Regions from separate parts of the Mus musculus genome. Here all the other regions are linked to region 1. The links are chromatin loops, found by intact Hi-C in ENCODE. Cell type or tissue: left cerebral cortex. All regions are shown on one strand. Each heading gives the region's core, and the rest is flanking DNA. Links, peaks and the distances in the headings are about the cores only. Region 1 overlaps Gm36847 (a long non-coding RNA gene). Region 2 has its middle 7.4 kb from the start of Cnga4. Region 3 has its middle 19 kb from the start of Cavin3. Region 4 has its middle 10 kb from the start of Olfr685.

Region 1 (3,064 bases), core at 311-2,810:
TGCTATGTAAACCTGACAAGTGGAGTCTGATTCCTGGAACCCACGTGAAGGCAGACAAGAGGCCTGACTCCACAAGATGTCTTCTGGCACATGCACACATGCACACATGCACACACATGCACATGCACACACGCACACTAGCACACTAAAAACAACAACAGTAATTTTAAAAGAAAACAGAGAGATGACTCAATCATTAAGAACACTGACTACAGATGGGCATGGTGGCATATGTCTTTAATTACAGCACTTGGCAGGCAGAGGCCTGACTGATCTACATCGTAAATTCAAGGACATCCCGACATAAAGAGACCCTGGCTCAAAAACAAATAAACCAACAAGCCACTGGCTACACTTGCAAGGGACCCAGGTTATGGCATCTCAAAACTGTCTGCAGCCCAGGAGAGTCAAGACCCTCTTCTTGCCTCTGCAGGCACCAGGCACATACATGGTGCACATACATGCATGCAGGTAGAACACTCAAACACAAAAAATAAACCTTTTAAGGAAAGATGCTGAGGGTGACTTATGCAAAGCCACCATGTGGGAACCATATTTAAGTTAAAGCTCAGTGTAATTTGTCTGGATGACAAGCGGGTATAGATGAGGCAGAAGAATCCGTATGTGAAGGTTTCCATGGAGAGCATGTGTCACCAGGAAGAAAGATTATCACCGTTGCCTGCCAGGATCTCTGTCAGGCTGATCGTTAAATGGGGACAGGAAAGGCTGAGGGAGACAAAGCCGGTGTGTCCCAGAATTTTGTGTGCAAACATGAAGTACACAGTAAGGGGTGTGGTAATATGGGGGGGGGGGTTAGGGAAGGATTTTCAAAATCTCACTCAGGTAGCCCTGTGGAGGGTGACCTGCAAAGAGACAGCTTGAAGACAGGAAACCCAGTGAAGGAAAGCCAAGTTGCATGGTCGCATAACCTCTCTGAACTCCTCGTGTGAACAACCCACCCTTGTGTCATTAGGCCTCATCACTGATTCTATCAAAATTCAAACATGCACTTGATGAACAACTGAAGGTGCAAATGAACCACACTGCCTTTGCAACTAAGTTGTTGGTCATGGCAGGCTTTGGCCTCTGGGTGGCCTGTGCTTTGGGATTTGCCATCAAACCTGATCCCTTCCTGCCTCCAGGGAGTCTGCTGGGGGACAGTTAATTTCTCTCTCTCCCACACCTCACCTGCTTGCACCTGGGCCCCACCTCGGGACCTCAGCCAGATGTCTCTCCAAGTGTGGCGCTGCAGTGCCATCTGCTGGTGATTGGAACACCTGCAGGGCAGGCTGGAGAATGAATTAGGGTGGATTTAGGATCAATGGTTTCATCCTGCCCTTAAACCCCACGATTGGACCCTGTACCAGGAAGTCCTCACACACCAAAGGGAGCTCAAAATGAACGGAAGTTTCCTTGTTTAGATTTCCCACTAATAAAGACCCCGAATCATGTCTCAACAGTTCTCCATACAGTTCAGAAAGATAAGGGGTGTTTCGTAATGATATAGATGGAAAGGGAATTTGAGAAAATAATGACATTTGCTTAGCTTTTAACATCTGTACCACTGATGTGGCTGGAGCCTTTCTCCAACCTTCTCAGAGGCAAAGTTCCCACACTTTTGCCAGTGTCCCTAACTCAGTGACCCAAGAATTGTCCTCAGTACTCAGGACCATTGGCTACACGCAGGAATTTGAGGCAACCCTGGGGATGTCACTCAGTAGAATGTTTTCTCAGATTCTGAGATAATCTGAGCTCTGTCTACAGTGATTTGGGAGGTATCATAAGGGGTTCCCTCAGACCTTGGTGATAATGCCTCCTGCAAGCCTTCTCCATCCCACTAGAAAAAGACCTCTTCCTTGGACCCTCAGTAGTCAGAGACCTGTCCTAAGTCCTCAAAGAGCAGAGCATCTTGCCCAGGCTCCTCATTAGCCCGGTGCCCACCTTCAGCATGGTCACCCAGACCTCAGTCTCCTCAATGACTGGGGACTTCTTAGGGGGCTGCCTCAAGCCTTGTGTTAACCAGGTACTTTACACAGTCCCCTCAATGACCGGTGTTCCTCCCTCGGTTTCCCTCACAGCCAGGGCCCCTCACTTGGACCTCTCTGATTTCCCCTCAGGTCTCCAGTGACAGAGACCCTTCCTCAGATGCAATGTCAGAGAAGAGTTTCTTCACGGGATCCATAAAAAGGTACACATGGCGTCATCAAAGCAGAAACACCCAAATAGAACAGAAGACACCTTTTTAATGAATTCAGTTTTTGTAGAAAAGCATTGAAGAGATAAATGAAGCTTTATTGACCTTCCTTGATGATTTATTGACTTGTTTTATGATCGATACAGTTTTGTTTAAGATAACATAAAACCAATTATCAATGTTAAGGTGTTAAAACTTTCAACAGTTTTGATCCATCCTCATTCCTGTAGGGACCTGATACCTATCTATCACATGGGACTTGGTGGCTGCAGATCTTTCATTAAGGTCCAGCAAGTGTGATGAGCTAGACGGTCCCTTCAGACCACGCATCTAGCTGCTCTACAATTCCTTCTGGTCCCCCAAGAAGTTGAAGGCTCCAGGACTCTGACTCCTGACTTGTCCCCAGACCCTTGGTACAAACAGGACACAGCTGTGTCCAGGCCTCTGGAGGTATAGGCTCTACTGATCTAATTGGTGTAAACACAGAGATTTCGTCCCAGGAGGCCGGCACCACCTACCCCTGCCCAGACTGCTTGTGTTAACAGAGATTAGCAATGACTCTCCAGAATGCATCTAATCCTGTGACACTAATCCTCCCAGTTTAGTCACAGATAAACAGACCAGCCTCCACTTTGACCTCAAATCCTCTGGGGCTATAGCACAGGGTCAGAAGTACGTGTGACTTATGAGAGCGATTAGAGTCAGATAGAAGAAAAAAAAAAAACAACTGTGTCTGGACGTCCCATTCCCACCCCAACCCTGAGCCACCTTTTCCCTCTATTTTGGTCCATGCTTGGCCTTCCTGCTCTTAACTGAACAGAAGACGCCCGCCAAGGAACTCTTTTAAACATTAACCATTGTTTTCATCAC
Region 2 (3,064 bases), core at 178-2,677, 100 kb before region 1:
ACAGAAAGCCATAAAATACAACAGAGATAAAATCCCCTGTAAGTTGGATGGTTAGAAACGTTAATGAAATTGGCAAAACCCAAGATATTTGTATTTCTTATGTCATTAAGGAGGCATTCATGACTGCTATACACATAATATATTTTTGGTTCTCATAATGATGTTAGGAAGTTTACTATTATGCTCATTCTCTCCAGAGCAGGAAACTGCAGCCCATAGAGCAACTGAGAATAGATTTGATTTGTTGAGAAGTTACTTTACGCCAGGGTCTGGACCACATGTATTGTCTCAATTCATCATTACAGCCATATGAGAAGGATATCGGTACTATCTTCATGTTGAAGTGCAGAAAATGAAGCTATGGGATTAAATAACAAACCCCAAATTATAGGGCTCTTAAGTCACATCGAAGGAAACCTAACTCACATGAATAAAATGGAACCTACATCTAATTATTTTTATATTTATTTACGTGTTCATTCATTCAGTTATAATACCAGATTTGGGGCTAAAGCAATTCAAGCTCCTTCCTTCACAGAGAGCAATGTGACGCTTTTGATCAATCACTGTGGTAACCAGGGGAGACCAAGTCATTCCAGCTAAGCAAGGTTGTGACCTACTGTCAAGGTTGTCCAGTGTGAGGAAGTGTGATCTCAAGGACACAGCCACAAAGGTGGGAAGCACCTGCTACACTGGGAAGGGGAGAGTGGGGCAAGCATCTGCACACCTACGTTATGTGTGCTGCTAGATTTGCCCCCAGAGCGTCAAAATATGCCAAGGGCTTTTCTGCTGAGATCGCGGACTCTTGAGATTTAGCTCTTCTCGCTTCTAGCAGACGCAGACCCTCACTGTCTTCTCTCAAGAGTCCTGACTGCAAGATGCCTTGAACTGGCTGAAATTCAAGGTGTTCACCCTCTCCTGTTTTCCCAGTTAGCTATTCTCCTGCAGAAAAATTACCTGCCCATCCTACCCTAGCTCTCTTTTTCTCTCTCTCTCCCTCTTTCTTTCTCTCTTTTTTCTTTCTCTTTTTCTTTCTCTCTCCCCTTCCTTTCTTCCTTCCTCCCTTTCTTTCTTCCTCCCTTTCTTTCTTTCTTTCTTTCTTTCTTTCTTTCTTTGTGTTTGGCTACTAGACCTAGAAGACATATAGAAATAAATTGTGAAGCTTGAAAAGGAGTCAGATTCATAGGGAGAAGGGCTATCCAACCTGAGGTAAGACCTAACACAAACTCTAAGAACACGAGGCCAAGTGGGTGGATTCTTGCTTGGGGTTCAGCTGGAGTTGTCAAGCTGGTATCAAAATCCTGACTCAAGTTGGGGTACCTTTTAAGCTGGACTGAGATACTGCAGGTGGGACAGAGCATGTCATTGTAGGCAATCACACTTGAGGTTTGCTTCTGCTCTACAAAATCTTTTAGCGCTATTGAGAGCAAATGTTAGAAAATTAAAATGCAGATTAATTTATGAATGTAGAATTCCCACCAGCATCTGGTGGATAGAAATTTCTCCATAATGAATATCATCTATCACTCATGTCCCTCTACCTGTGATTTTGCCTTGAGAGTTCTGAGGCTCTAGCTGTCTAGCTCCTGTGGGCCCAAGAATTTATGGCCTCTGGGCTCTTCTGGCAGTACCAGATGCGGCCAGCAGAGGGCGCCAGGTTCTTCCTCCTCTTACAACCCTCTGTTCCAGGCTTCATAATTTGAAAAACTGTGAGACATTCCCAAGAAGACAAGGAATTTCAGGGGCAAGGAATAATATTGGTGGGCACTGTGATTTTTTTTCAGTTACTACTGTACTTTATTGTGTTCAACCAAATCACCATGTTACAAAAATAGCAAGCTGCCGTAATAAAAGATAAGGCTCCTCTATCCAGCACCAGTTAGCATCATTTTACTTTCAAGCCTAGAAATGCCATAGACACATCCAAAGAACACAACGGAGCAGAAGAGCCACAGCTGATGGATTCATGGGACCACCCAGTGTCCAGCTGAGCTACTCTGTGGTATCGCTCTCCTCCTCCTATGGTGCTTCATGCTCCTTAGGACTAAACTGTATGCACTTACAGACTGTTTACGCACTTGTATACAAATCAACTGAAGATGCAAATGTTACACCGGAGGTGCGAGCCTGTGGAGCCTCACTGTGCAGCAGCTCTGTCACTGTAAATGCTCTATGCCCCTTGTGTCTCAAAGGATGATGTCACAGACCACTTTACCCCTGCGGCTGCTGGCATTATTTGACTTCACTTTCCCTACCCACCCATCCCACAGCCTTTACAATTTTGTTTCTTCGGTTTTGATCGCCTGAGGTTTGATTGGTCCAGTTCTAACAGGTTTGGTGGTTATGGTGGGTGCAGGGGGTGGCTTTTCTTCTACTTTTTCCTGGCAGGTGCCAGGAGGGTCACTCAGCGTTTCAGGGTTACTTGTATCACTGTCCACTCTCTGGGCTTTGCCTCCTATCTGTTTGTTCTGTTGCTGTTCAGAGAAGAACCGCTGCGTGGACTGAAGAACCTCTGCTCTCTGCTTTGCCTGGGGTGCAAACTGTGCAGGAAACGGCTGTGTCATGCGCACTGTGGCGGGGGCTGACTGGAACTGTTTCTGATACACAACGCTGCTCATTTTGCTAGACTGGCTCTTTGGACTTGTTGATGTAGCCCTGAATGGACTAGACGTTGGCGTGGTGCTTCGACCACCAATTGGAGGTGTTCCTGGTTTGATATCAATGCCACTCCCAAAGGCTTTTAGTTCCATTTCAGACATTTTTCCTGTGGTCGCCATCATGCTATGCTGTGTTCCAGCAGGGATTAATCCTCGGAAAGGCTGGCTTACTTGGGCAGGACGGCTCAAGCTCTGAGCCTGTGCTTGTGGGGTCGTGTGCTGTAACTGGGGCTGAAGTGTCTGAGGCAAAGCAATCAGAGGTTGTCCTGTAGATCCAAAATTCGTCAAGGAAAGCTGGGATGCTGGTAAAGGTACTGTAACCTGCTGGAGAGCACTGGGGGATTGGGCAGTGTTATAAAAATTTGTCTGACCAGGCTTCTGTACTTGTCCAGAGTAAAGATTTGAGG
Region 3 (3,064 bases), core at 185-2,684, 53 kb before region 1:
GTACATTCATTTTAATGTCCAGATCGCTAAATGTGTCTCTCTTGGGAATATCCTCTAACCAGGTTTGGACACTCCATGGGTCTCCATTAAAGCCGTGATTTTTCACATCTGTCATGATTTTGCCCAAAATGTATCTTTTAATATCTACTTTGAACTAAGCCACTTAATCACCGTCCTGTGTGCCCTTGCATTTGTCTCTACCACAGGTAGTGTAGAACTTGAAGGTAATGGTGTTAGACTTTTAAGGCAGCCCAGATTCATACTTTTCCTAGCAACTTAGCACAGAACTTTCCAGAAACTTTATGGTATCTTTCCTGCTCAGCAATCACTTGGTACATTTCCTGCTTTAGGTATTAAAAGGGCCTGACACATCTCAGCAAACATTGTTCTGGTCATTCAACTCCTCTTAACACAACCTATGTACCCCAAAAGCATTCAAATGTAAGGCTCTCATATTCTTCTAACTCTATACACTCTATACGATGCTAAACACGTTTGTTGAACATTGAGCTTTCTGCTTGTACCCAAAGAGCAGGTAATATGATAGATCATATTTTCCTCAAAGAGAGCCAATGCATTCTCTTCTTCTTTTGGTGATGTGTACCCCATAACCGTTCCCTGCATACTGTCAAAGGCTGATGACTAGGCCTGTAGCTTGGTGATAGAGCGCTTGCATAGTATGCACAGGGCACTAGGCTCAATATGAAGATGAAAAGTCTGGTGAGCTGGAATAGAGTAAAACTCTTGTCTATGAGGACTGCTGCCATTTCTAGAGTTTTATTTTGGTTTTGGTTTGAGAAAGAATATAATATAATGTACCCCAAACTGGTCTCCAATTTGCAGCAATATTCCTATTAAATTTTAGGTGTTTGTCATCATGCCTGGTTTATTTTCCAGATGTGAATAAATCAACACCTGCTTTCTTCATAAAATAGAATGCTTTGTTGAGTGTGGTTCCACATGCCTGAAGGCAGATCACTCTAAGTCAGAGGTTACCTGGTCTACATCACAAGTTTGGGAGCAGACAGAGCAAGATACACTTGATAGCTTGATCTTTAAAAGCTTATCCGCAGCAGGCTCCAAGCCTCTCCTGCACATCAGAAACATGGGACAACTGTGCCTGGAATGCAACCGCCATCCTCAGCAGAAGAATTTCTGTGACCCCCTTCCCCGTTCCACTGGGCTGGAATGTGATATCCAGGGCTCATCTTATTTTGGTTTTTCTTCAGTAGTCTTGGCTGCCTCTCTTGGCCACCTCTATGATGTCAACCTTGTTAGGGGAGGATACAAAAACAGGTTTTCATGCAGTCCAGGCTGGCCTCACACATACTAAGCAGGCAAGAATGGCCCTGAAGTCCTGATCCTCCTGCCTTTATGCTGATGTGCCACTACATGTATGATATTAAATTAAACAGAAAAAAATCGGAAATATATAGAATCCTCGATGTGGTTCATAACCCCTTTCCCTGAGGCCTGGTGTTTTCCAGAGTGTTTCTGCCTTCTAACAGCAATCTTAGGGGCTTTAAGTACTTCTGTTGTAAGTACTGCTATTGAGCTCCCTCTGAGTATCTCAGTACTTTTTGCCATCATGTTCTCTCTTTGCTGCTCCTACTGAGTCCTGACTAAGCCAAGAAATCCACGCACCTGGCACTGTAGACAGGGTCTGACTGTTACAACAATCTGTTCAGGTGGTTGTGACCCAACGATGTCTGTAAGATCACAGCTCTCAAACAGGCGTGAGGCTCTGACTTGTAGTCTTCCCTACTTTCATATCCACTGCCAGGCACATGACACACCAACTCATAACCTGCTCATAACACTCCAACTAGATCACATTTTCTGTAACTTTAAGCTCCAGTCTAAGTCCACACTGTGGTGCTAATGCATACATACAATGAATGGACACCATGCCTCTTACTCCTTTCAATAAGATTCGATCACACACAAAAGTAATACCTAAACCGTTTTTAAAAGTAAATATACGTTTATATACCCCTATCCTCTGTCTCTTCACCTAAAATAATTCACAGTTTGCAAATAATCTGATACATCTCACTCACTTCTACTTATGTTTTGATGCTGCCTCTGAGTTTGGGTGTCCTGTGTTCTGGGAACACTCCAGTACCCCGTTCTAGTGTCACATCAATACAGGCAGGCACCTCAATTGGAGGTATCATAAAAATGTCCATAAAAAAATAGTTCTATACATTTGGGTGGGGGTTTGCCTCTCTTCTTCATGCCCCATGTGCAGAGGCCTGCATTAGCCTCTTCATAACTGAAATCGCTGGTTCTGTGCTGTAAGATGCTAAAGCAAATGGGACATTTGTTCTGACTGACTTAACACTGCTAACAGTTCAGCAGTCTTTTATATTAAAACTATTGAGAGATAGGTACTGGGTAACTCGCTATGAGTTAGGAAAAAGTCAAGAATAACCCAACCCTTTCTCCACTGAACAATTTATGTGAATTATAACCTGGCTCACTGTGGTGCTTCAGCTTCTTTTTATTTTTTCTGTATTTACTGAATCTTTTAAATCTTTTTAAAACCCATTTCCTCTGCTTTCAGGAAATTTCAATTACCTTTACAGCTTTAATATTCAGCTATCTTCAGATAAACCGTACATTTATTTTGTTACTGTTGTTTAACCCAAATTATAATTACTTGTGTGTATATGTGTGAGAGACAGAGACAGAAAGACAGAGACAGAGAGACAGAGGAGGCTTCACTCACTGATATCTCTGCCTTGTCACCGATTATAATCCAAAGCAGACCATCTCGGGAAGATCACCTGCTAGTTATTAGCTTGTCCAATGATGGCTCCTGACACAAGAGGTAAATTTTGATTCAGAAAAGATACACCCATTCCATTTCTCTTTACCTCAGACATGCTTTTGGTTTGGTTGTTTTTTGTTTGTTTGTTTGTTTGTTTGTTTGTTTGAAACAAAAGTTGTTCTATAGTCCAGGCTGGGTTCCAATTCACTATATAGCCAAAGATGACCTCAAACTTACAGCAATCCTCCTGTCTCAACCTTCCAAGTGCTTGGATGACAGGCATGAGCCACC
Region 4 (3,064 bases), core at 278-2,777, 340 kb before region 1:
TGGCATCTGGGATTGGGGTGATTATAGGTTTATGTGCAGATAGCACATTTTGTCTTTGTTGGATGCTGTTTGGTTCCTTGGTTTCTGTTTCTTCTCTGGATTTTAGGTGGATGTGGTAGCTGTATGATGCCTGTTAGAAATTTTTCTGTGGACCTGACAGGCATGACCACCAGGGGCTCCAGGTACAATGTGTTTCTGGATATTGGGTGTTGACGCTTAGGAATGGTTCTAGGATAGGATCTGAGGGCATTCACAGGAGAGAAGAAAGCAGAGTGTTCCACCAAGATCTGCTCAGTTAGCCTCCTTGTAATGGGGGTAAAGAATAAAATAAGTCACTCCAGAAGGCCTGCCATAGAGCTTGGGATGAGACTGGGATTTGGATCTTGAGAAATAGTAGGAGAGGGGAAGATCTGAAGACAACCTGTCTGCTTCTCTAGTAGGAGTGGCTAGGGGAGTTAGCAGGGTGTGCCTGCTACAGGTGGTGCTGGGATAAAGCAATTAGTGGTGAAGGGGGGTTAGGAAAGGATGATCTGTGGAATCTACAGATGTGGGCAGTGAGGGAAGGAAGGCTGCAGCAGGTGTTCCACTGAAGAGTTAGGGATGAGACTAGAGGATTGAATTCGGAAGGATAGAGGGATTGATAAAGGCCTTCAGTTAGCATATCTGGCTTGCTCAACTGGTGTATTCCCAGGGGATGCCTGCTGGTGTTGAAAGCTGAGGTAATGTAATGATTTGGGGGAGAAGAGCCTTCTGATCCATTTGGGATAAGGTCAGAGAGGAAAGTAGGTGCTCTGCTGTAGAGGTAGTAATGAGACTGGGCCCTTGGATCTGGGGGAGCAAAATGAGAGGTGAACATCTGTATCAGCCTGCTTGCTTCTCTGATGGGAGTTTTACAGGCTATTTTGCCCATAAATCCTTCTAAAAGTAGCTTATCTATAAGCAACTAACCATGTTTTTAAAAATCAATAAATAATACTTAGCTATAGATGATGAACTAAATTGATGTAATTGTAGCTACAAATGATGGCATATATCCTTAGATCTAAAACTTGGGAAACATGAGGATACCAATTTTAAGAACTACCTGAGCTATATAGTTAATGCCAGGTTTCATAGTAACACACTGTTTCTATAGTTAAATGAACAAATAAACTTATTATGTATTTCATTTATATATATATACAGATATTGATAAAGTAATAGATTGTTAAATACCAAGAGTTTATACTGCCCTGGTGAAGGCTTGACTAATATGATTTGGTTTGATATTAGCTTTAAATGTCACCAAGGAAAGAAAATCAGAGCATGTGTTTTATTGTTTTTGATCTATTGAATTAACCACTAAAAGCCCCATATGCGTTATAAGTAGGAAGTACAGAATCTTCATGAAGTGACTGGCCCACACATAGGTTTTAGAAATCCCTCAGTGACTGCTGAAACAGAATTGTCAGCCGACTTTCAAACATGAAATAGCAGTGCAGAACTATAATTCGCTCCTTACTGTTATTCTCAATCATAGCCACACGAAGGCACTGTTGCCTTGCCAATAATGAAGAGTCTTCTTCCTTGCAATAATGCTATTGCTTACTCCTATTGGCTGTACAACTTTGACATTCCAAACTTTGTTGTCACAGTCAGCCTGTATTAGCAAAGAGACCTCTCATAGATTTCCTGTTAAGTGACAAAATGTGGAGCCTGGAAAGATGATTCAGAGGCTAAAAGCATTTCCTGCTCTTTCTAAAGATTGGAGTTCACAATCGCCTGTAACTGCAGATCCCATACCCTCTTATGGCTTCCACTTGGATGTGCACACACACACTCACACACACACATACACACACACAGACACACACACATCAGATAGATAGATAGATAGATAGATGATACATACATACATACATACATACATACATACATTATAGATTCCTTCAAAAGATATTTACAAATTTTCTATATATCACCAATTTGAAATTTTACTTCATTTTATCTACTCAACAGAGTGTTCAAAGGCTTCTGCTAGAACAATATCATAGTGTAGGAACCTCAAAACAAGCAACTCTTTTCTTCATCTGCATTCCCTGTCATCTTTACCTGTATGTGAGTTTGCTTCTGGGCCTGTCTAATTGTCTGGCTTGCTCCGTCAACCATCTTCACTGAGACCGGTAACTTGTGGGAAAACTGAGTGATACCCAATGGCATCACTTGTCGTCCAACTTTGTTAAAGTCCATTTCTGTGGTATTTAACATTTGAGCATGAAAGTCAGAAAAACTGAAAGAAGGAGGCAAACCCTGAAGTTACTGCTGTGTTTCACACTGTAAAACGTAATTTCAAACTTCTAAAACTGGGTTGACTGTATCAGTTGGCATGTAAATAGCATCTAGGATGTATCAGGCAAGAATTCGCTGAAGAACCACATAATCCGATCTTTCTCAACTTGTTCTAACAAAAGCATTCCATCCAACACAGAGTAGCACAGGTTAATGTATTTCTTGTCATGCACACAGTCATAGGCACCTTCAGGATGTGATCTCTAGGGTAGGATGGAGGGCTGACTGTATGTTTGGCTGCTTTTGTTACTGTTGATTTTTGTTTTGTTTTGGAGTTTTTGTTTTGTTGGCTTTGTTTGTTTTTTGATAGGGGTGTGTTTGGCTGGTCTTTGTTGTTTTTGAAGACAAGGTTTCAGTGTGAATGCTAGGCTGACTTAGAACTCGTTCTCCTCATGCCCCAGCCTCTCAAATGTTGGGATTATAGCCATAAATCACCACACCCAGCCAAGTGGATTGTTTCTGCAAATTATAGGTGTGCACTCTGCAGAAAATAAAAGTATCATTGTTACTTGAAAGAATGTGAATGACTACACTGGATGAAAAAAGAAAAAAAATAGATGAGCAGAGAGATATTACAGAAAAACTAATCTTGAATTCATGAGAGAACTTTCCCATGGAGACTTCTAAAGTAGAGTCCTTTCTTCTACCTGAAACTTCTTTTGAAAGAAGGAGGGGTGGGCTGTGAACCAGATTGTAAGAGCTTTCTCTAACCTCCTATACCTACTGTCCAGTGACA

What was found. A loop is a pair of places that touch in the nucleus more often than their neighbours do. Peaks named below come from ENCODE experiments on the same cell type or tissue, not always from the same donor. Only the 100,000 strongest peaks of a DNase experiment are listed, where the experiment ranks them.
Region 2: it touches region 1 in a loop (6-fold over the local background); 27 of 42 quality-filtered maps call a loop at or near these places.
Region 3: it touches region 1 in a loop (4-fold over the local background); 12 of 42 quality-filtered maps call a loop at or near these places.
Region 4: a loop joins it to region 1, with 7 times the contacts of the local background. A loop is called at or near these places in 17 of 42 quality-filtered maps.

Annotation. Positions count from the first base shown.
Region 1 is chr7:105,514,122-105,517,185 of GRCm38, forward strand. Gm36847 (a long non-coding RNA gene) reads left to right here. Exons shown (of 3, transcript XR_378395.4): 2 at 2,118-2,188. Among named protein-coding and RNA genes, the nearest start is that of Gm36847, 33 kb to the left of the region's middle. In left cerebral cortex, for the core only: a CTCF peak has its summit at 1,261 (motif pointing left); DNase peaks (open chromatin) are centred at 641, 1,035 and 1,211; H3K27ac peaks cover 1,127 bases.
Region 2 is chr7:105,410,440-105,413,503 of GRCm38, forward strand. It overlaps the pseudogene Gm4972. Among named protein-coding and RNA genes, the nearest start is that of Cnga4, 7.4 kb to the left of the region's middle. In left cerebral cortex, for the core only: a CTCF peak has its summit at 1,628 (motif pointing right); a DNase peak (open chromatin) is centred at 1,642.
Region 3 is chr7:105,461,379-105,464,442 of GRCm38, forward strand. No RefSeq gene overlaps it. Among named protein-coding and RNA genes, the nearest start is that of Cavin3, 19 kb to the right of the region's middle. In left cerebral cortex, for the core only: no CTCF peak of the experiment used is centred there; a DNase peak (open chromatin) is centred at 1,715.
Region 4 is chr7:105,169,404-105,172,467 of GRCm38, forward strand. No RefSeq gene overlaps it. Among named protein-coding and RNA genes, the nearest start is that of Olfr685, 10 kb to the right of the region's middle. In left cerebral cortex, for the core only: a CTCF peak has its summit at 1,524; a DNase peak (open chromatin) is centred at 1,539.